2 separate regions of the Homo sapiens genome follow, and region 2 is linked to region 1. A link is a loop called in an ENCODE intact Hi-C map of the cell type or tissue named here. Cell type or tissue: Caco-2. All regions are shown on one strand. Each heading gives the region's core, and the rest is flanking DNA. Links, peaks and the distances in the headings are about the cores only. Region 1 overlaps LINC01428 (long intergenic non-protein coding RNA 1428). Region 2 holds the start of LINC01428 (long intergenic non-protein coding RNA 1428).

The links. Peaks named below come from ENCODE experiments on the same cell type or tissue, not always from the same donor. Only the 100,000 strongest peaks of a DNase experiment are listed, where the experiment ranks them.
Region 2: a loop joins it to region 1, with 6 times the contacts of the local background. A loop is called at or near these places in 2 of 110 quality-filtered maps.

Annotation. Positions count from the first base shown.
Region 1 is chr20:7,144,941-7,150,330 of GRCh38, forward strand. It overlaps LINC01428 (long intergenic non-protein coding RNA 1428), which reads right to left. Exons shown (of 8, transcript NR_110609.1): 6 at 3,061-3,259; 7 at 2,238-2,433; 8 at 1,527-1,707. Among named protein-coding and RNA genes, the nearest start is that of LINC01428, 110 kb to the right of the region's middle. In Caco-2, for the core only: no CTCF peak of the experiment used is centred there; a DNase peak (open chromatin) is centred at 2,431.
Region 2 is chr20:7,252,776-7,258,165 of GRCh38, forward strand. It overlaps LINC01428 (long intergenic non-protein coding RNA 1428), which reads right to left and starts at 1,427. Exons shown (of 8, transcript NR_110609.1): 1 at 1,353-1,427. In Caco-2, for the core only: no CTCF peak of the experiment used is centred there; no DNase peak of the experiment used is centred there.

The DNA of each region.
Region 1 (5,390 bases), core at 197-5,196:
AGACCATCCTGGCCAACATGATGAAACCCCACCTCTACTAAAAACACAAAAAATTAGCTGGGCATGATGGCGCATGCCTGTAGTCCCAGCTGCTTGGGAGGCTGAGGCAGGAGAATTGCTTGAACCTGGAAGGCAGAGGTTGCAGTGAGCTGAGATAGCGCCACTGCACTCCAGCCTGGCGACAGAGCGAGACTCTGTCTCAAAAAAAAAAAAAAAAAAAGGCAAACAGTCAAATGTATACTAAACTCATAGCACCCAGGTGAATAAGCAATGAATTCATGTTTATTCCCTCTTCTACTCTGACCATGCATGTTTTCTAGTAAGTTCTGAATGCTTTTCTTGCCCACTCAATTCTAAGGGGGAAAAAATTGGAAATTAAGCAGGCAGGTTTGTCTTTGATCAAAGAAATGCTTCATTTGACATAAACACTTTAAGTGAAAGTATATTCAAAGTATATATATATATCTAAAATAAATAAATATATATTATATATATAACCACTTCTATTAGTCTACCCAATTAACAGTAAATGCATTTCATCATTTTGAAAGAATTTCCTTAGAATTTTGTTTTGTTTTGTTTTTTGCAGAAGAGGGACTTCTGTACTTTTAATGGCTGTCTTCTTTTGTACATTCAATGAATACAAATTTAGAGATGTAATGCTTGTGTCAGTCTCTTTGGGCACGTGGAAATAGAAAACAGAAAATAAACAAGTTGACAAAACTGTGCAATTCAATCAACTCTATTTGCATAGTCTTATTTGAACTTAGTTTTATATATACATATATAAAATATATAATGTAGTATTTTAATTTTAATTTTGAATTCTTGTTCTACTATTCATGAAAGTATCTTTATTCTATTTCTACAGGATCGTTTTCTCCACAAATTAACAAATCTTCTTTCCAAACATGCCCTGCCTGTGGCATTTCAGTGAATTCACAAAGCAAACTTCTGATTTACAGAGAGTGGCTGCTCATAAAATCTTAAGTAAAAAGAAGTCTCATAAATACAAATGAGGCTGGTTTTTTTTTTCAGATTACTAAAAAGATAGCAAAGAGGAGAAGCATGTAGTTTTATCCAGATTCCTAGATGGAGACAGTGAATAAGTTTTCTAAGAAGAGGAACAAGATTTTTAGCTTCAGAATGTAACCCAAGTTTAGCAACATCACTTTTCTTAAAATGTAGGGAATGTTAAAAAAGTATCTTGTTCTAGGCAACATGTTGATTACGCATGAAGAAAACTGGCTTATTTATAGACCTTGAAATGTTTGGTACACCTGAGGAATTCAACTACCTCTCAATTAAGATAAAACAAAGTTTACAAAAATAAAGATTTGACTGAGGGAAAAAGAGACATACTCTTAAACGTACCCGTCCTTTAACTGTCTTCTAAGGAATTTTTGTTTTGTTTAGGTTTTAATGTCCACCAACAGTGGAGTTGGCTTCCCGGCTGTGAATAGATTCATGGAAGATGAACAAAAACAAATGAACAAATCAATGACAACAACAGCAACATCTGTGCATACTATAGAAGCAGATGTGTAATTATTTTGTACATTGGCTTAATACTGAGAAAGAGACTGAATAATTATTGCACTTCTGGCAAGTCTATATATACTGTCTCCTGACGAAGGACCCTCCAGCAACTTCGGGCTGAAATGAAGCAGATTCACTCAATCCGCACAAACTCTCAGAAAAGTGCATCTGGAAAAAAAAAAAAAAAGTGACAGGGACTGAGTCCCAGAGATATTCCCCAGGAACTCTCCCCAATCTGTGGTGCAATATGTGGTCTGACACAGCTGGACACCAGGCAGCACTTGGCCACCAGCCCTTCTGGCTGGACTCCTCCCCAAGGTAGGGTTTACCCTCACATAAAATTGCCAACCAGGGCCCACTTGGGTATAGAACTAATTTAGCCTCCTGTACACTTGATGAATGAAGAATTTCCTCTGGGGACTAAATTATAGGGCTTGTTGGAGTTGCTCTTTCGTGATCTGTTATTTGGAGGTAATTTTCCAAAAGGGCTGGAACACATGGCCATGAGCTAGAATAGGATTCACCATGAACAGCTGCCACGCGCTGGCCGGCACATCCCAGTGCCCTTGTCCTCTCCCCCAGCCTCCCCTGCCACTACCCCTGCTTCCCGAGAGAGGAGGTCCAGACAACAGGGCTGGACTTAACGTTAGATCTTTACTTTCCTTCTTAATTAAACCACTAGAATGGAATCTGCCCACCTTTTTCTGCACCCAGGTTTCCAGAAATGTAACATCTTGTCGTAACACGTTTCAAAACAGATGACAGGCCTTCCCCTCATCCTCCAATGTGGCTGATTACAAGCTTCTGTCAAATTCCACCAACCCCCACCAACCCACCCCAGTTGGCTGGAAGATAAGCTTCTGATCTTCCCTTGGCTTTTTGAACTGTTGGAAGCTGTGTAAACACAAGCTGCAGGTTAGTCAGATTCTATTTGACCCACGGCCTGCTGAGTGCAAAGAGATTACATTTGAACACTCCCTTGTCTAATTAAGCAATGGTGACCTATTGCGGGGTGCTTGCTGATGAGGTCAAATAGCAAGGGTTTTTAGGCTGACCTGTTGCAGCTGGTCATTTGCTGATAAATAAGAAACAGCTAGTTTTTAGTGAGCCAACTTCCCGACAGAGCCTTCCTTTCATAAAGCACTCTAATTTGGTTATTTCTCTGAATTTCTTAAGTGAGTTTCAGTACTTTAGAAAAATTTTTAGTACTGAGAGTAACAGACATTTGTCCTATGATGGAAACCCTTCTTCGCACAGCAGTGCCCCTTCAAAGGATCTACAAACTGTTATGCTGTGCCTCTAGATCTTTTTAGACCACCAACTTCTTCAAAATTGTGAAAGATGAAGGTCATTTTGAATGTTGACATTTGGATGGGATATGATGGTGATAGTGGGACAGGAAGCCCCAAGAAATAGATCTCAAGACCTTGACCTAGCTACATAATCAGAATCATTTATTGAGCATCTGCTCTGTAGTAGACGCTGTTGTAGGATCTTTTAATCTTTATCTCCACTCCTTACCATGATCGTCACAGCAAGTGCCATTATCCTTGTTTCATTGCTAAGATTCCTGAAGCATAAAGAGGTCAGAAACTTTCACAAAGGCTTGCAGTCATGAAGCGGAAGGTCTGGGAGCTGATCCATAATTCCCATGGCTTTACGGGTTGTTCATTTCAGGAAGCTGCCCAATTTCCTTGTGGAAGAAGTGTCTGAAGGCCACCTATGGGGAGCAAAATTTGACGGATGAAGATTTTATCTGTGAATAAGAAATAAAATAAGAAAGTGATATCTTCACTTTGTATCTAAAATGTTGGAACTGTAGACATTGAAAAAGTTATCAATGAAGCCCTCGTATTCACCACCATGTCCCTACATAGGTTATCCCTAAACCTCTGTAGAGGGTATCTGTTTTTTCTGCCATCAGTCTATTTCCTGAAATTCTGGAAAAAAAGTGTACACAGAATTCCTGCCTCGTCCAAAATTCAGCACGTGTGTTCTGACAGACGCAGAGTCCCCAGATGCCTGGCCACTGTGAATACCTTTGAGCCAATCAGAATCAAATACGTGTGTATGGAAAGTTCTGCCACAGACACGATTGCCCTTTCTCTTGGCCTTTAGTTGGGAATCACAGGCTGGAACTACTCCTGTCATCTTGCCACCTACCATATGTAGCCATACGGATGTATCTGAGAGCTAGAAACTGGGTCCTGGTGATGTTGGAATCCTGATGAAGCTGTGCCTAATCTCCCTTGCAGTTTACTTAGAATTTGAGAATGTTTTAGATATTTTCAAATGAAAATGCCTGAGTTTAAGTATTATTATCTTGCCAGATCCATGCACCCAGCCAATGATGAGATTAGAGTATAACAACATCTCCGTGTCTCCAAAGCCATTGCTTTTCCGTGGAACCATACTGTTATCTGAGTTAGAAAGAGGGCTTTGGGAAGGAGAGGACACACATTTTTATCAATGTGTTTTTTTTTTTTTTCCTGTGTGAGAAAGAATGGAGTAGGACAACTCTAGAATTACATCTCTTGGGAAATCTTTTAACATGACCCACAATTCCTTTTTTAACCTTCTTACAGGTTCATCATATCAAAATTTACAAATATGTCTGTCAATCTCCCACAAGGAAATGACACAAGCTCTCTAATGAAAACATTTTCTGATGCCTTGGAATTTTAGTTTTAGACCATTCTGCACAATGTCTCACATACATTTATCTGGCTACATTTTCAGTCAGGGCTGTATTTTCAGCCTCAGATGTGAAACATTTTTCGTACCCCTTAAAAACTGTAGCAAGGTCACAAAACTCATGAATTTATTGTAATAATAAAAAATGTTTTGCCCCCTGTTTTTATCAGCGGGCCTAGTTTCTAACATTACAGACGTGAATTTTTGCCCTCCTTGGAAATTCTTGCCAATTTCTTTGTCATCCACCTTCAATTATTGGTTCACAAACTAGATACAGGACTAACAGAGGCCACATCACCTCTGGATATAAAAGAAAGTTCATTTCCCTTTCATGTTATACTTCTTTTCAGGGTGAGAGAGGAAATGTACTAAAAGTACTTAGCTCTCTTAGAGATAGCTAGTTTTTCAACCAAATAATAATAATAATAATAATCAAACAAAACCATTTTGTGTCTATTGGGATCTTTGGATGTTTGATAGCCTCATATACATATCCAACCTAATAAAAATTTATCTTATTTGTACAGGATTTCAGCATTTACAGAAAACTTTCACGAAATTTATCTCATTTATTTCTCTTTTCAATCCTATAGTGTTGATATTGTTATTATTCCTATTTTAGAGATTAATATTAGGAGACTCAGGGATTAAGTGATTTGTTCAAAACTTTTCAACCTCTTCAGTGGTAGGACTGTATTTTACACTCAAATGTTCTGATTAGTGTTCAGACATTTCATGGTTACAAATAGCTTATTCGGTACCTGGATAGTTTTGGAGAGGAGAAGTCGAAGTTAGAATGCCTCCATGTTGCTTCTTTTCTCTAGGTTAAAGTGAGTGGATTTTCTAAATGTCTGAGAACAGATTGTAGTGTTTCCTGTTTATAGTGATCCCTTTGGGGAACCACAGAAATTCTGATTTTCCTGACCATTTGTCCTCCATCAGGCCCAGATGTTTAAAGGACGTTATTTTTATGTGCCAATGATTGCAGTATTTGCATGTGCAAATCATGTAATTACTTAACTACCCAAATTGTGCATGCAACTAAACTTAATTATGAACTTAGAACATTGCCTTAAGCATCTGACCCTGGAAAAATTATGGTGGCAGAAAATGAGTGTTAGAGTGGAAATTTCTTGCAAGGCTGATTTCGTTGTTGT
Region 2 (5,390 bases), core at 161-5,160, 110 kb after region 1:
TTTAAGTCACATCTACGAACATCCATGGACCAACAGCTGAGCTGAAAGTCAAGCATGGGCATAAGGAAAAAAAAGCATATATTTGCTAAGAAATTATTCAATCTGCCATAATGTTGGCTTATTAATCAGTTTTTAAAATTTGAACGTATAATCAAAGTTATCTATAATAATGAATCACTTGAGTAGCTTTATAAAAAACTATAAAATTAACTATACAATTTGAAAGTAGCCTTAAAAAAGGAGGGCTCAAATAATCTATAACTGATTATGAAATCATACAAAGTTGAACAATTAATGTCAAAAGATACACAAATGATTATATAATGAATAGTATATCCAATAAATAACTCACCATCTAAACCTTTATGTGTCAGGCTACATGAGAAACTTCTTAACTGTGTGTTTTGGAAAATCAGAAAGAGCAGAAAACATGTACTCAGTTTTCTGTGTGGTTATTAGAGGCCAATTGTTTTTCCATTTTTTCATTTAATATTCACAAGTTTATTGAGCCCTTTTGTATCAATTAGCTTTACCCAGGCATTTATTCATTCTCTCAAAGAGAAATTTATAAGGTGCCTACTGTATGCCAAGCTCTGTGTTAGTTATTGGAGAAACAACCGTTGACTTTAAACATCTTTCCAAATTGGAAACTTTTATTTCAGAGTATAAAATATAATTGATTTTTTAAATTCCACAAAGCCATGAAGGGCAAAGAACTTAGTTTGGAAAAGGTTGCCTACGACCTTGAACATGCCGCATGCCTACATACTTACTAAGTTTCCAGGAGTACATCAAATGAGATCAAATGAGCAATCCTAGGTAGACATCAAAGGCTTCAATTGTGTGCTTAAAGAGCAAGCCTTTCTTACATTTTGGGTACACAGACTTTTTAATTGGGTTTTTAATGAGATATTTCACTGGTTGAGAATTATTCCAATTTTTTTGCTGCTAGTGAAAAAAGTTAATCAGCAGATATTTGTTAATTTTGAGGCCTTGTTCTCTTTTTTTGTTTGTTTTAGGTTTTGTTTTTGAGACGGAGTCCTGCTCTGTTGCCCAGGCTGGAGTGCAGTGGCACGATCTCAGCTCACTGTATGTAGCCTCTGCTTCCTGGGTTCAAGCAATTCTCCTGCCCCAGCCTCCCGAGTAGCTGGGACTACAGACATGCACCACCATGCCCAGGTAATTTTTTTTGTATTTTTAGTAGAGATGGGGTTTCACCATGTTGGCCAAGCTGGTCTTGATCTCCTGACCTCATGATCCGCCCGCCTCAGCCTCCCAAAGTGCTGGGATTACAGGCGTGAGCCACTGCGCCCAGCCGAGGCCTTGTTCTCTTCTGAAGCATTTCCACATACCTCACATTGAGTCTAGAGTCACTACACTTAGACATTCTGCAAACTGAGGGGGTTAAGAGTGGAATTCTGTTTCTGCTTTTCAGGATTATGGGCTGTGTGTAAAGACAATAAGGGTGATTCCGCTCCAAGTTATAGCACATTCTAAATTCTAAAGATGTTATGTGAGAGACTCAGTCCAACATGGCAAAGACACATAGAATTAAAGCATTGCTCCACTAAGTTCAAATTTAATGATTTCAATAACCACACTGAGATGCTTTCTACTAGTTTCTTTTTTTCCTTTTAAAGAGTTCGATACAGTTTCAGCTTTCTAGTGACAATTAGTGAAGGCACGGAAGTTGGCATCTTACCTCTAAGCCCTCTGTTGGTTTTTGTCTTAGCATCAACCTCTGAGCTACCTTTCAGAGAGAAAAGAATTGATACAGAGCATCTTTTGGAACTGTGATTAATGGTGTACCTTCATTATCCATCATTTTACCACCTTGAACCCACAACCTGGCTTTAATTGTACCCTATAAGAACACACCTCATGCTACAATTCTGCAAGTTTTACCAAAAAAGGACTATATTTCTGCTCTAATTACCATCACAACAGCTCCCATTATGGTTTGACCCTAGTAATTTAGTTATATTTATGCTGCTACAATGCACCAAATAGATAATAATGAATACTGATGCAGACTAAGGTTGAAGCAAACTATAATTATACAGACCTAATGAAGTTACCAGAAAAGGCAGTATATAAAAAAACATGCTCAGATAAAGAAAACACACACACACACACGCACAGAGAGAGAGAGATTATTTCTCATGCCCCAAGTTCTGCATTATACTTAGAAATTCCTGGATACTTGACATGTGCTGTTCATGTTCCTTTCTTGCTTTCTGGTCTGTGATTTCTGGACTTACAGGTCACATTCCAAGCTTTCATCTTTCATTTCTAAGTGTCTACCTTTATTTTTCAAATAAAGACAAACAGCTGTATTACTTATAGAGTAAATCAAATGGGACACTTATTCGGCAATCCTCTTTCATGTTAAACATGCTAAATTAAAATTTTAAAATCAAGGGGTTTGTTCAAGATGTTGGCAATTAAATCTATCAAATGAGCCCATGGCTGGAGCTCCTCAAAATAACAGCTAACAAAGTTACTGCACCTGTAAAATAAAGTCATAGCCAGTTAGCAGCTCAGGACAAAGTTGAACCAGAAATTGGTTTTGTGCAAGTTGATTAACAAGTAGTGTATAGAAGGAAAAAAACAAAGGAAGGGTTTGGCTATCAAGTGTTGACAATAGAGGTCCTCCTCTGGAAAGACTTAGATAAACTTTGGGAATCAGTGAGACAAGGCTAAAGAATCTTGCTCCTCCAAGTATTCAGAGGGACCTGAACACACTGTTTAGCTCATTGACAAACAGAGATAAGACAGAAAAAATGCATTCAACTGCCTCATTATTTCATACGAATTTGTGATAATTATCATGGCACTTTTGCTGATTTTCATTTGTTCCTAAGTAACCATCTGATAGAAATGGGAAAGCCAGAAAATGTGCAGATTCCCTGGAATGGCTATGACTCTGAGAAGGAAGGAGATCCCTTGGGATTCCTGTTTCACCTGGTTCTTATCCACTCTAATCTCTTGTAAACATGAAGAGCAGTCATTCTTATCTTACTCCACATAGGATAACTTCTATAGTTATCAATTTCTAAGAAGGATGACATTGTTAATACAGAGCCAAGTCCTTGTAGTAAAAACCCCCCTAATGGTTTAGGGGTCATGTTAAATTATCTGTGACTATTAAGGTTCAACTGGCTTAAATTCTAAAATGTCCTTCTAAATAGATTTCTCTCATTCTCCTCATTGTTGAATAGCTCTCAACTATTTCATGCCCCAGTAGGCCCACATTCCTATTTGAAGTGCATATCTGGGTAGCAGATTAAGAGAAAAAGGATAGAGGCAAAGTTTAAATTTGCCAAAAAGATTTTTTTTAATTTGACAATTTTTCCCCATGTCTCCTCATCAGTCCATAACTAGAAATAAATCCTGGCCAAACTGCATTTGTATGCTCCCTAATGTCTTTCATATCCATATCACTTGCTCTCTGTTATCTGTATACTTTTTTGATCTATCAACTGTCTTTCTCTACACCAGGTGAGTTAGTTAGCCACAAAAGGATCCAGCTATTCATCTGGCAGTCATCTAAGTATTCAGTATTAAGAGGTGGAGCTGCTGTCTTTTGCTTCACCTACTATACTCTTTTCTATCTCTGTAATTAGATTTCCTGATGAAAGTGAAGTTGCAGTGGGGACAGATGTTCTTAAAATTAAAAAGAAAAAAAAAGGTTGAGGACCAGAGAAAGCACATAAACATGGGGATGGTTTACGTTATTAAAAATGAAGATCATGTGCTTTGGATTTCATACACGTTTCTGATTAAAATAAACTAAAATAAACCTCTGACTCCAACAAAACTTCATTTTCTTGCAGGGATAAGAGAAAAGAAGTGGGCATGAGAGAGACGTGTCCCATTACACTTAGTGAATATTCTCTACAGCTACTTAAAGGAGGATCAGGGATTCTTCAGTAAAATTTTTCTGCTGAACTCTTCAAGTAGTTATAGCAAAGAGAAGTCTTCAACTAGAGAAGGTTGAGAAGTGTCAGTTCTTTCTTTCTTCTAATGCTCTGATCCAAATAGGATGAGTTTATCTTCAATCAGATTCTGATTGCTGTGCCATAAATAAAATAAAATACAATATAATGAAATAAAGTAAAAAAAAATGAAGCAGAATAAAAGTCCTCTTATGATCTTCCTATCACAACATACAGATCTTAAGTATCAATCTTCTTCACCTGTACACATTGGTCCCATCCATCAATTTTATCATGGAGTTGGCTTAAAAATGAGGATACATCTTGTCCTTCACTACACATGATGGATTCCAGATGTTCAGATTAAATAATGGTGCTCCCCTGTAGACATAATGGACCATAGCAGCAATGTAACTAAGCAAAATGAGCAAACCAGGCCCTGCAAATGATCTTAATTATTTCAACTATGAGGGACAGAAAAGCACTGGGTAATACAACAAATAGCCCTTTGAAAGAGCAAAAAAAAAAAAAGGCCTGGTAATTTACATTTAAGTCAAACCTGCTCCCTGCAAAGTATAATGTGTGTAATAATTCAGGAAGAAATCTAGCACTATACCATTTTCATAATTAGTATTCTATGTCAAGTCTCTAGCAGCAAGTAGCATATAAATCACGATGTTAATATTGGTCTGCTTTTCAATTTATTTAATGATATTCTACAGTCAAAGATTTATTGCTAAAAATACGAATGTGCTTTTACATCATTCAAGATGTATCTGTGCTTCCAGCATTTGAAAAGGCAGCTACAAATGTCAGAATTTAGGTAAGTCAGATTTATACAGCACACACACACACACACACACACACACACACGCACACACACACACAGAGAGTGACGTATGGAAACAAGTCTATATCTTTATTTGTACTTTCCATGATTAAGAGAAAGTACAGATTATATTCTACTTGGTATAATATTACTTAAATACAATCTTCCAGGCCTGGGAAAATGAAGTAAAATTGAAGTTCATGTCAAGCTGGCCAAAAGGTGAGTTCTACCCCAGAAATCTTTTGTGGTTGTCTACTAAGCCATAAATTAATCTGTCCGAATCATTGACACTCATCCACAAAGCACAGGTGGTAGTCTCCTTTCATACACACCAAAGAGAGCTAGTTAAAAATAAATTGTGCTGCCATTAAAAACATGCCAAAATAATATTTTTCCCATCTGCTAAGTCCAGCCCCAGTGGTAAGTGAACTAACAGGTTTCTACACTCACACTTGATGAACAGGCACCACAGCAATTAATTAACATTAAAACAACAAGAGTCAATTGGATTTCTCCCTTTTAGACATTTGTTAAAGCCAAAAGCAGAATACATACCCTGTGTAACATTCAGCCTTGTGGGTCTTCAGATGTGGCTGCTCTAAAGCCCATTTTTATCTAAATAT